2 separate regions of the Homo sapiens genome follow, and region 1 is linked to region 2. A link is a contact called in ENCODE Hi-C data. All regions are on one chromosome and are shown on one strand. Each heading gives the region's core, a stretch centred on a gene start or an enhancer-like site at or near the end of the contact. The rest is flanking DNA. Distances are from core to core; before and after follow the strand shown.

Region 1 (5,437 bases), core at 279-2,778, 500 kb before region 2:
CATGAAAGTCACACTGTCATGCAGCAGTGATGCCACGGAGAGCCACTGCCATCTCCATGCAGTCTGCGGGACCACCCCAGGTGTGTCTACCTGCCCACACCTGAACACTGCTGTGTGTTTCTAACGCTGCAGGTGGAAAGCCTAGAGTCTTCCCTGCAAGGTTAGGGAATTACTGTTTTTCCAATTATGTGTTCAGGTTCTAATAACCAAGTCCAAATTTTGAAGGTAACAACATAACTGCTCTAAGGAAGGATGCAGAGCTGGCTTCACGTACATACTGTGTGGCTCTGTGTGGAGATGTTACACACATATGGTGTCATCAAACAGAACAAACAAAAAACCTCCCAACCCCGGCCAAAAACACCACCACAAATGAAACACAGAAACCACACAGAACACGCCTGTCTCCTGGCCCTTGCTGCTACGAAGCCCCTGGTCAAATGGCCAGTGGTTTGGTTGAACCAACACCTCTCTCCTCATCTGGAAGGCCTGACTCAGTGGCTCACGGCAGTCACCAATAACAGCAGAACAGCCTCGGGCAGAATGCTGCTGGAGACCGGAGATGCCCCAGTCCAGAGACTGGATGGGTCACCGGGTTAGAAAGATGGCACCCACACACTAACTGGCGCATCCTGCCATACACAGATCACAAGTTCACAGGGAAGAAAGTGAACCACTCAAAATCAGTGTCGCTCTACTAGAAATGGGTTTAAAGTGCCGAACAGCCTGACAGCTGACAAGTGGTGACACAGGAGGACTGTGTTGCAGGTGCTGACGGTGAGCCCTGAAGTCTGTGCTAGAAGTGGCCGCACAGGAGGGTCGGGGGGAGGGTAGGAGGCTGGTGGCAACTGTGCCTTGCTGGGACTCGTGCTTGGCCAGCTTCTCCTTGTAATCAAACCCCACAGCAGCGGAGTCCTGCCTCTCCGACTGAACACCGAATTTGCCTCCAAAACCAGTCTTATAATCTGAAAATCCACAAGCAACGGTGGGGAAAACAACCAAAAGAGGAAACACAGTTGGGTTAGAATTGCATGAGCATGCGCAAAAATCAAACACAGTTTCCAGAAAGCAAGGGCTCTCCTGAGCTTAGGGCCTTTGAGATCCTACTCCCAGGCTCAGCGCCAGAAGGTGGCTCCAGAGGTCAACGTTAAAGAATGAACTTAAAATCTGAACATTCAGCGAAGATCTGGAACAGCCTAAGAACTGTACTTCAAATAATTCAGTAAAGGCACTCCCGGCTGTGCAGTTCATTCTTAGCGTCCTACGCACACTGCAGACGAGTGTGCGTATCTGTGTACACGGGAGGAGAGACCCTGCAGATTCGGAGGGCGCTGCAGCCCCATTAGCCCCGCTCCTGCTTCTCTCAGGGCTGGGTCACACTGAGAGGCTTTCAGCCCCCTCAGGCTCCTTTTTCCAGGGAAGGGGCACCCATTCCAACAAGAAAACACTTTCGGTTCAAAAGTAAGTATCTCCTGCCAAAAACCGTGGCCCACTTTATAGACAAGAAGCCTGGATGAGGAGCACTGCAGGCTTGGCCCATGTCCCCACTCCCGGGTAAACCCAGCCCCCCGCTGCAGGCCTGACACATGCCCCCACTCCCGGGTAAACCCAGCCCCCCGCTGCAGGCTTGACCCATGTCCCCACTCCTGGGTAAACCCAGCCCCCTGCTGCAGGCTTGGCCCGTGCAACCCACTTCCAGGTAAACCCAGCTCTCTGGGGTACCACCCCGTGTCAGCAGGGAGGGTTTGTGACTACACTAGCTGGAGGGAACTGGGGGATTGGGGGGGCACACAGGACAACTTCAAACAGTGAAGACAAAACAATGTGCAGCAGGCACACGCAGACACAACACATACCAACTGACCCCGCAAGGAACAAAAACAAACTTCTAAAACCATCTCGCATACAGGCAGAGTGAATGTACCTTTTTGGGATTCATGCAGCTGCAATTTCTCCTGGTGATCCCAGCCAAGGGCACATTTGTCTTGTCTGTCTGTCTGCACACCAAATTTTCCTCCAAACCCTTTCACATAGTCTACATGCACAATGAAAGGCCAGAACCCATCATTAACAGGTAGTGCAGGTCACAGGTGGAAAGTATGTTTTCAATACAGTTAAACGCATATGATTCACTCAATCTACTCTTCCCTTCCGGATCTTTGGTAATACTTTAGATAACATCCATGAAGAGGCCCTCCTTGGAGAGTGGCAGGAAATAACCTAGTCTATGACCTCAGCATCGTGACTAAGCCAGACAGGACCCCATGGAAGCTCCCACGCATGCGGCTTCCACCCGCACCATGAGACAGCACAGGCTCACACGGGCAACACAGACGTGCGGGGTGTGGCCACCACGATAAGCAACGCCGCTGGGGCTGGAGCGCCATAACACTCAAGCTGCGAGTTCCTATTTAGCAGCTGTGTTTCTGGATGTGCCGTTTTCAAGTTGGGCATTTCATGAAAAAGAGACATCTACGTTAAGGGCTATCAATAACGCTTTGTTTTTCCTTTTCCGGTGTGGCTACCACCTGTCACATTACTAGCTGCTGGCTGGAGGGTAAGATAAAACGGAAGACACCTTTCTGGGACTCGTGCTTCTCCGTTTTGCCTTGATACTCAAAGCCAACGGCGCTCTTATCCACTTTGTCCTTGTCGATACCGTATTTGCCGCCGAAACCTTTGGAGTAATCTAAAAACAAACAAAAAAGGACTACTTTAAAAGGAGCAACGAAATCAGTGAACATGCAAGTATTTTATCCTTTGATTAAAAAAACAAAAATCTTTCAGGTCCACTGTAGGACCACTGAATAATACAGACAGTATTTAAAGGTGCTATTTATGTGTAATAACAGAAACACAAACAGTGGTAACCAGAGGTGGGGGTGTGTGCCTGCAGCCCAGCTACTCAGGAGGCTGAGAAGGGAGGATCACTTGAGCCCAGGAGGCGGAGTCCAGCCTGAGCAACATAGCAAGACCCCATCTCTAAGTTAAATCATTAGCTAATATTTTAAAAATTCAAAAAACAGGCTGGGGGAGGGGGCTCACGCCTGTAATCACAGCACTTTGGGAGGTCGAGGTGGGTGGATCACCTGAGGTCAGGGGTTTAAGTCCAGCCTGACCAACATTATGAAACCCCATCTCTACTAAAAATACAAAATTAGCTGGGCGTGGTGGCCCACACCTGTAATCCCAGCTACTCGGGAGGCTGAGGCAGAAGAATCACTGGAACCCAGGAGGTGAAGGTTGCAGTGAGCCGAGATTGCGCCACTGCACTCCAGCCTGAGCAACAAGAGTGAAACTCCATCTCAAAAAAAAAAAAAGAATTAAGAAAAAAAGTTTTTTTTTTTAAAGTACAGCAGAGGCTGGACACAGTGGCTCACACCTGTAATCCCAGCACTTTGGGAGGCCAAGGTGGGCGGATCATGAGGTCAAGAGATCAAGACCATCCTGGGCAACATGGTGAAACCCCGCCTCTACTAAAAATACAAAAATTAGCTGGGCTTGGTGGTGCATGCCTGTAATCCCGGCTACTCAGGAGACTGAGGCAGGAGAATTGTTTGAACCCGGAAGGAGGAGGTTGCACTGAGCTGAGATCGCACCACTGCACTCCAGCCTGGCGAGAGAGAGAGACTCCGTCTCAAAAAAAAAAAAAAAAGAAATAAAGTACAGCAGATGAATTCCTGTAACATCATCCATTGCATCCAGAAGCTAGCAGGAGATGAGAGTTTATGATAAGGCTCTAAGCTCAGGAGGCAGCAGAAGGGCAAGGCTTTCAAAGGCCACTCTTCACAAACTGAAGCACGCAGGGGGATGCCAGGAAATAGGACACACACAGCATCCTCCAGAAACTTCAGTTCTACTCAGAATGAAGCCATTTAGCATGTCACTGTGACACCAAAACATGACTCTCTCATGGACCCACTAACAGCACAAGGCAGAGGATCAAGGCCTGGGAGAGAAGGCCTGAAGCATCCAAGGAGCCTTGCGTCTGCCCAGGTGCTCGGCCTGTGCTCCCTGGCTCCCTGGAGTCACACACTCATGCAGCTTCGCGGAGCATGCGCTGCTCACAACTGTGTGGTGTCGGGAAGAGGAGGAATGGACTGTTCCCAGGAAAGAGGCAGAGAGCAGAGGCAAGCAGCTCTGTGCGGCAGGCAAGGCCTGACCGGCAGGAAGGCAAGGCCAGGCCAGGCCGCGACAAACTACAAGCCAAGCTGCCCTCCAGGCCACCGGCACTTTCCTCAGGGAAATGCCAAGCCAGCATGGTCGGATCTTCCAGTGGTGTTTCTTGCTTTGGGGTAATTTTTTTTTTTTTTGAGTTTTTAAATAGTCAAGCTCTCACTTTTCAAATGTTGGCAAATATTTTTAAAAATTTAAATGTGCAGGCCAAACAAGAGGCACAGGGAAACAGGCAGGCCACAGCCTCTGCAGCCCTGGGAAACGCTCTGAGTGATGGTGTACAGGCTATGCAGTGGGGAAGGAAGAACTCAGCACAGCCTCCAAGGACAACTTGGCAGTATCTATGGAAATTTTACATTCAATAGCCTTCGACCCAGCAATTCCATGTCTAGGAGTTGATTCTTTTGAATAATCACTTGTGAACAAAACACAGGTACAAGAATGTTCCCTGCAGTCAAGTTTCAGCTGGGCGCAGTGGCTCACACCTGTAATCCCAGCACTTTGGGAGGCCAAGGCAGGGCGATCACCTGAGGTCAGGAATTCAAGACCAGCCTGGGCAACATGGCAGAACTCCGTCTCTACTAAAAATACAAAAATTAGCTGGGCGTGGTGGCGTGTGCTTGTAATCCCGGCTAGCCGGGAGGCTGAAGCACGAGAATTGCTTGAACCAGGGAGGTGGAGGTTGCAGTGAGCAGAGATCACGCCACTACACTCCAGCCTGGGCAACGGAGCGAGACTCCGTCTAAAAGAAAAAAAAAAAAAATTTACAGGTCACACCTGTAATCCCAGCACTTAAGGAAACCAAGGTGGGGGAGGATTGCTTGAGACCACGGAGATCAAGACCAGTCCGGGCAACACGGCAAGACCTCATCTCTACCAAAAATAAATAAATAAATAAATAAATAACCTAAATTCCACATTCAAAAAAGGAATGGTTACATGGACTATGGAATCCTCATACGATGGGGAACTGTGCAGCCATTCGAATTAGGAAAAGCCCACATACACTGGTACGAAAAGAACACCAAACATTTTCAGTTAAAAAATCTACAACAATCACGTGTGCAGAGAGAAAATGCCCTCGTGGGTGTTTCTGGAGCAAACGCGTGATTACAGACCGTGGGGTCCGCCCCACCTCTCTGTGACTCGTGCTTCTCCGTCTTGCCCTGGTAGTCGAAGCCCACCGCGCTCTTGTCTACTCGGTCGGCCTGCACGCCATACTTGCCGCCAAAACCACTGGAGTAGTCTGGAGAGACAGGGC
Region 2 (4,778 bases), core at 356-2,855:
AGGAGAGAGGACTCACCCTGAGAAGGGAGGACTTACCTCAGGAAGGAGGACTCACCCCAGGAGGGGAACTCACCCCAAGGAGGAAGGACTCACCCTGAGGAGGGAGGACTCACTCCAGGCAAGAGCTGGATGGCTGGTGACAGGCCCTGGAGCCAGCAGGGAGGGGCAGCTTTCCTGGGAGCTTGGTGACAAAACAGAGGACTATTCCCAAGAGCCCTGGAGGAGTGTGTACCTGTCTGTGTGTATGCATGTGTGGTGGAGTGTGTGCATGTGGGTGTCTGTGAACTGGTGTGTAAGAGTGTTCCCATTGCACTCATGTTCATGTGAGGACACATTGCACTTATGTGCATGTGAGCAGTAGTGTGTGCCTGTGTGCGTGTATACACGAGTGTGCGGGCACGTGTGTTACTTTGTGCCTGTGTGAGCTGCAGGGAAAGGCGCCTGTGAGTGAAGTGAAGGAGCCCTGGGGCCGAACATAGCACTGGGACTTGGTCACCCCAAGGTGGTGGCACCTCTGGGTCCCTCTCTGCGGGGAGGAAGCATGGGAACCGGGGGGTGGGAGCCGGCCCAGGAGGCCAAGATAGAGTGGCAGGGGAGGAGGGATGCCAAGATGGCCAGCCAGGGAAGAGGGGCGTGAAAGGAGGTGGGCACAGACTCGAGGCCACTGCTCGCTCCAGGGGCTCACAGGAGTTCGCGGTGGGGCCACTCAGATGTCCTTGGCCTGACCCAGGCTGAGAGGTCCGTCCCTCAGGGCCAGGGTTTCGTGACGCCGAGTTAATCCCAGGAGCCCACTCTTCCTTAGGTTTGTAAGAACAAGGAAGTGGGGCCTGGGAGGGCCAGGCAGGCTTTCTCGGCACCCCGTTCCCCATGAACCCGGAGCTCTGTCCTTTGGGGAGCAGCCCCCGCGGGACTCCCAGGAAGGCTCGGCCGGGAGAGGCGATGCTGCCCCCTGGCGGCGGGCCTGGCCCTGTCCCGCTTAGTGGAGTGACTGCCGCGTCTCTCACATTTTCTGTTGCGCAACTTTGCAGCAAGACCCCGGCGAGCTGAAATAGACGGTGCATTATATGCGAAGCCTTCCGGGCGCGAGCTGCCTGATCCCCCGGCCTCGCCTGAGGAGGCTTCTCCATGTGCAGGGGACATTGCTACATTTCATCCCCCACTCCCTCTAAGGCAGGGGCCGTCCGGACGTTTAGAGTGAGGACCCCGTTTCTCAGACTGGTCCTGGTCGCTCTGCCCGTGGATGCCAGAATCCAGATGTGAACCCCAATCTCTCCGCCTGACCCTACAGCCCAACTCTTCACATTGTATCGAGGGCGACAGAGGCTTCCAGGGGGAAAGGCCGTGTCAAACGCCCAGCACCGCAGGGTCACCCTGCCCCTAAGGCACAGTCCCTGGTGGTCCAAGGCCCTGGGGCATCCGGAGCCCGGGCAGACGTCCTCACGGGGTGGGGGTGGGGCGTGCTGAGGGCACCCAGGAAAGGGCCTGGCGTCTGGGACGTCTGGGCTGAGTCTTGGCTCTCCGCTGGGTGGCTGTGTTCCTCTGGCCGAGCGCCGTGGCCTTGCTGAGGCTCTGGGCCGGAGAGCTAAATGCCACGGCCTACCTGGCACCAAGGCTGGCTAGACGCTCCCGCGAGGGTCAGGCTCCTGCTGCAGCCAGTGCTCCCTGCTACAACAAATCCCAGGGGCACCCACTGTGTACCAGGTCGGTGGTCAACCAAATAATGGAACCCCCCACCAGTAATGGAATCCCCCACATCTTAGTGCCCAGGACCTATGAACATGTTCCCTTCCGTGGCCAAAGACATTCTACCGATGTCACGGAGCAAGGATTCTGAGGTGGAGATGATCCCAGACGGTCGTGGGTAACCTCCAGCTTCCTGTAAGAGGGAGGCAGGAGGGAGTCACAGAAAAGATGTGACAAGAAGAAGCGGGGGGGGGGGGGAGAAAGAGAGGAATAGAGGAGAGAGGGAGAGAGAGAGAAGAGAAGGGGGAGAGAGGGAGAGAGAGGGATAGAGGAGAGAGGGAGAGAGAGGGATAGAGGAGAGAGGGAGAGAGAGGGATAGAGGAGAGAGGGAGAGAGAGAAGAGAGGGGGAAGAGAGAGAGGGAGAGAGAGAGGAGAGAGGGAGAGAGAGAGGAGAGAGGGAGAGAGAGAGAGGGAGAGAGAGAAAGAGGAGAGAGGGAGAAAGAGAAAACAGAGAGAGGGAGATAGAGAAGAGAGGCAGAGAAGAGAGAGAGGGAGAGAGAGAAGAGAGGAGAGAGAGGGAGAGAGTGAGAGGAGAGAGGGAGAGGAGAGAGGGAGAGAGAGAAGAGAGGGAGAGACGGGGGAGAGAGAGAGGGAAACGGAGAGAGAGAGGAGAGAGGGAGAGAGAAGAGAAGAGAGAAGGGGAGGGGGCCAGAGAGGGAGAGAGAGAGGAGAGAGGGAGAGAGAGAGAGAGGAGAGAGGGAGAGAGAGGGAGAGGAGAGAGGGAGAGAGAGAGAAATAGAGAGGAGAAAGGGAGAGAGAGGAGGGAGAAGAGAGTGGGAGAGAGAAGAGAAGAGAGAGAAAGAGAGGAGGGGAGAGGGGGAGAGAGAGAGAAGCGGGGGAGAAGAGAAGAGAGGGAGAGAGAGAGAGGGAGGGGAGAGGGAGAGAGAGAGAAGAGAGGGAGAGAGAGAGGGAGAGGAGAAAGAGGAGAGGGAGGGAGAGAGGGAGAGGAGAGAGAGAGGAGAGAGGGAGAGGAGAGAGAGAGAAGAGAGGGAGAGAGAAAAAGAGAGAGGGAGAGAGTGAAGAGAGAGGGAGAGAGGCAGGGCGGAGCAGGGCAGGGCCAGGGCATGGCTCAGGAGAGAGAGGGAGAGGAGAGAAGGAGAGAGAGAGAGAGAGGGAGGGGAGAGAGGGAGAGATAGAAGAGAGGGAGAGAGGGAGAGGGAGAGAGAGGAAAATCTTCCCAGGAGGGGCAGTGCTGCTGACTTTGAAGATGGAGGAAGGGGCCACAAGCCAAGGAGCACAAGCTGCCTCTGGAAGCTGGAAAAGACAAGGCTTGGGTTCTCCTAGACTCTCCAGGAGAAATGTAGCCCTGCAGACACCTTGATTCTAGACTAGTGGCATTCCTTTTTTCTTCTTTTTTTTCTTTTTCTTTTTTTGAGACAGAGTCTTGCTCTGTCACCAGGGCTGGGGTGCTGTGGTGTAATCTCAGCTCACTGCAATCTCTGCCTACCAGGTTCAAGTGATTCTCCTGCCTCAGCCTCCTGAGCAGCTGGGATTACAGGTGCCAGCCACCATGCCCAGCCAATTTTTTGTATTTTTAGTAGAGACGGGTTTCACCATGTTGGCCAGGCTGGTCTTGAACTCTTGACCTCGTGATCCACCTGCCTTGGCCTCCCAAAGTGGTGGGATTACAGGCGTGAGCCACTGCACCTGGCTGAGATGAGGTTTTGCCATGTTTGCCAGGCTGGTCTTGAGCTCCTGACCTCAAGTGACCTGCCTGCCTCGGCCTCCCAAAGTGCAAGGATTACAGGTGTGAGCCACCATGCCCGGCTGATGAGCGGCATTTCTGACTTCCAGAACTGTCAGGAGAATCCACTTGTGCCATTTCCAGCCTGTAAGTTTGCAGGCATTGATTGCAGCAGCCGTTGGAAACAAACACATATCCCGTTCTAGGAAGGGATTCTGTGCCTTCTCAGTGAAAGAGGTCCCTTGGGACTGTTTCCTGTACTCCCAATGCCCGGAAGGTGGACTCCAGCCTCACTCTGCCCAGACCCCAAAGCTGGGGGAAAGAGGGGAGGGGGCCAGCTGGAGGCCTCTGGATGCCTTTCGGGGGGAAGTTGAAGGAGCCAGCGTTCTCCCAGGGGAAGCGAGGCAGCTGTGCCTGCTCCTGGCTGCCTGAGGACAAGGCGGAGGCTGGGGCTGGGGTCTTAGGGAGAGCGCTCCCCCATTCCCTGAGCCATGCCCCGGCCCTGCCCTGCTCCTCCCTGCTGGAGCCTGCCAAGAGTGACCCAGCCGGAAATCATAGAACATTCTTTTGGGATACGTTTTCTCCTATTTTTAAACTGTTGCTTTATTTTCTCATAATTTGTTGAATGTTTAACTTCAACATCAGAGGTGAAAAGGGGCCAGGAGCGAGGACACTGACCCGTCTGTCCTGCCCTCCCCACCCCCACCTCACTGGAAGCCTGGCTCAGAACACTCTTAGTCCCACTCTATAGGGGGTGGAGGGGTGCAGGGAGACACTGAGGCTTGGGGCGGAAGTGACTTGGCCCCCATCACTCCACTGCTGAAGCGGCAGGGGCTGGATCCTGGATCCAAGCCCAGGTCCCCGAAGCCACGTCCGGCTTTTCCCGGTGACACTGTGCTGCCCCCTAGAGGCGGTTGCTTTTCCAGAAAGTGCTAAGTGGACCTGAGCTGCAGGGCTCCCAGGGCAACCATGCCCTGCAGCCCCTGTGGTCAGCCCTAGGGCTCCAGCAGACCCCACGGGTCAATTGGGAATAAGTTTGCACCATGTGGAACACAGCCAGTCACAATGCGGGGCGACAGGGAAGAGCCAGCATCCCGTCCGTGGGGCAGGGTGAAAGCCCAGGAGACTGGGAACGAGGCTGTGATTCACTTCAACGAGGGGCCTTAAAAATATAGCAATGAGTGTCTAGTGCCTTGTTTGTTCAATGAATGTACTGAGTCCTGCTATGTCCAAAGGATGACTCAGACAACTTCTGGGGAGCATCCTGGGGTCCATGCCTCAGACCAACCTCTTACACCACCTCCACCTTCCTTCAACTTCTTTCCTCTTTGCTTTGGCTGCTAGGAAGCT

What was found. Hi-C counts contacts between places; a loop is a spot of excess contacts on that map. Pooled maps may share reads with other maps.
Region 1: a map of CD8-positive, alpha-beta T cell shows a loop between it and region 2 (7-fold over the local background). The contact joins two enhancer-like sites. A Hi-C loop is called at or near these places in 1 of 168 maps with a recorded cell type or tissue (CD8-positive, alpha-beta T cell), 1 of 37 single-sample maps with no recorded cell type and 6 of 50 pooled maps.

What each region holds. Positions count from the first base shown.
Region 1 is chr11:70,416,998-70,422,434 of GRCh38, reverse strand. It overlaps CTTN (cortactin), which reads right to left. Exons shown (of 18, transcript NM_005231.4): 8 at 5,312-5,422; 9 at 2,579-2,689; 10 at 1,925-2,035; 11 at 855-965. Among named protein-coding and RNA genes, the nearest start is that of CTTN, 21 kb to the right of the region's middle. RefSeq lists an enhancer at 1,691-2,890. Within about 2 kb of position 1,528, at least 2 of the 41 ENCODE cell types and tissues checked have a DNase peak (open chromatin) inside an H3K27ac peak, as active enhancers do.
Region 2 is chr11:69,915,183-69,919,960 of GRCh38, reverse strand. No RefSeq gene overlaps it. Among named protein-coding and RNA genes, the nearest start is that of FGF3, 98 kb to the right of the region's middle. Within about 2 kb of position 1,605, at least 11 of the 41 ENCODE cell types and tissues checked have a DNase peak (open chromatin) inside an H3K27ac peak, as active enhancers do.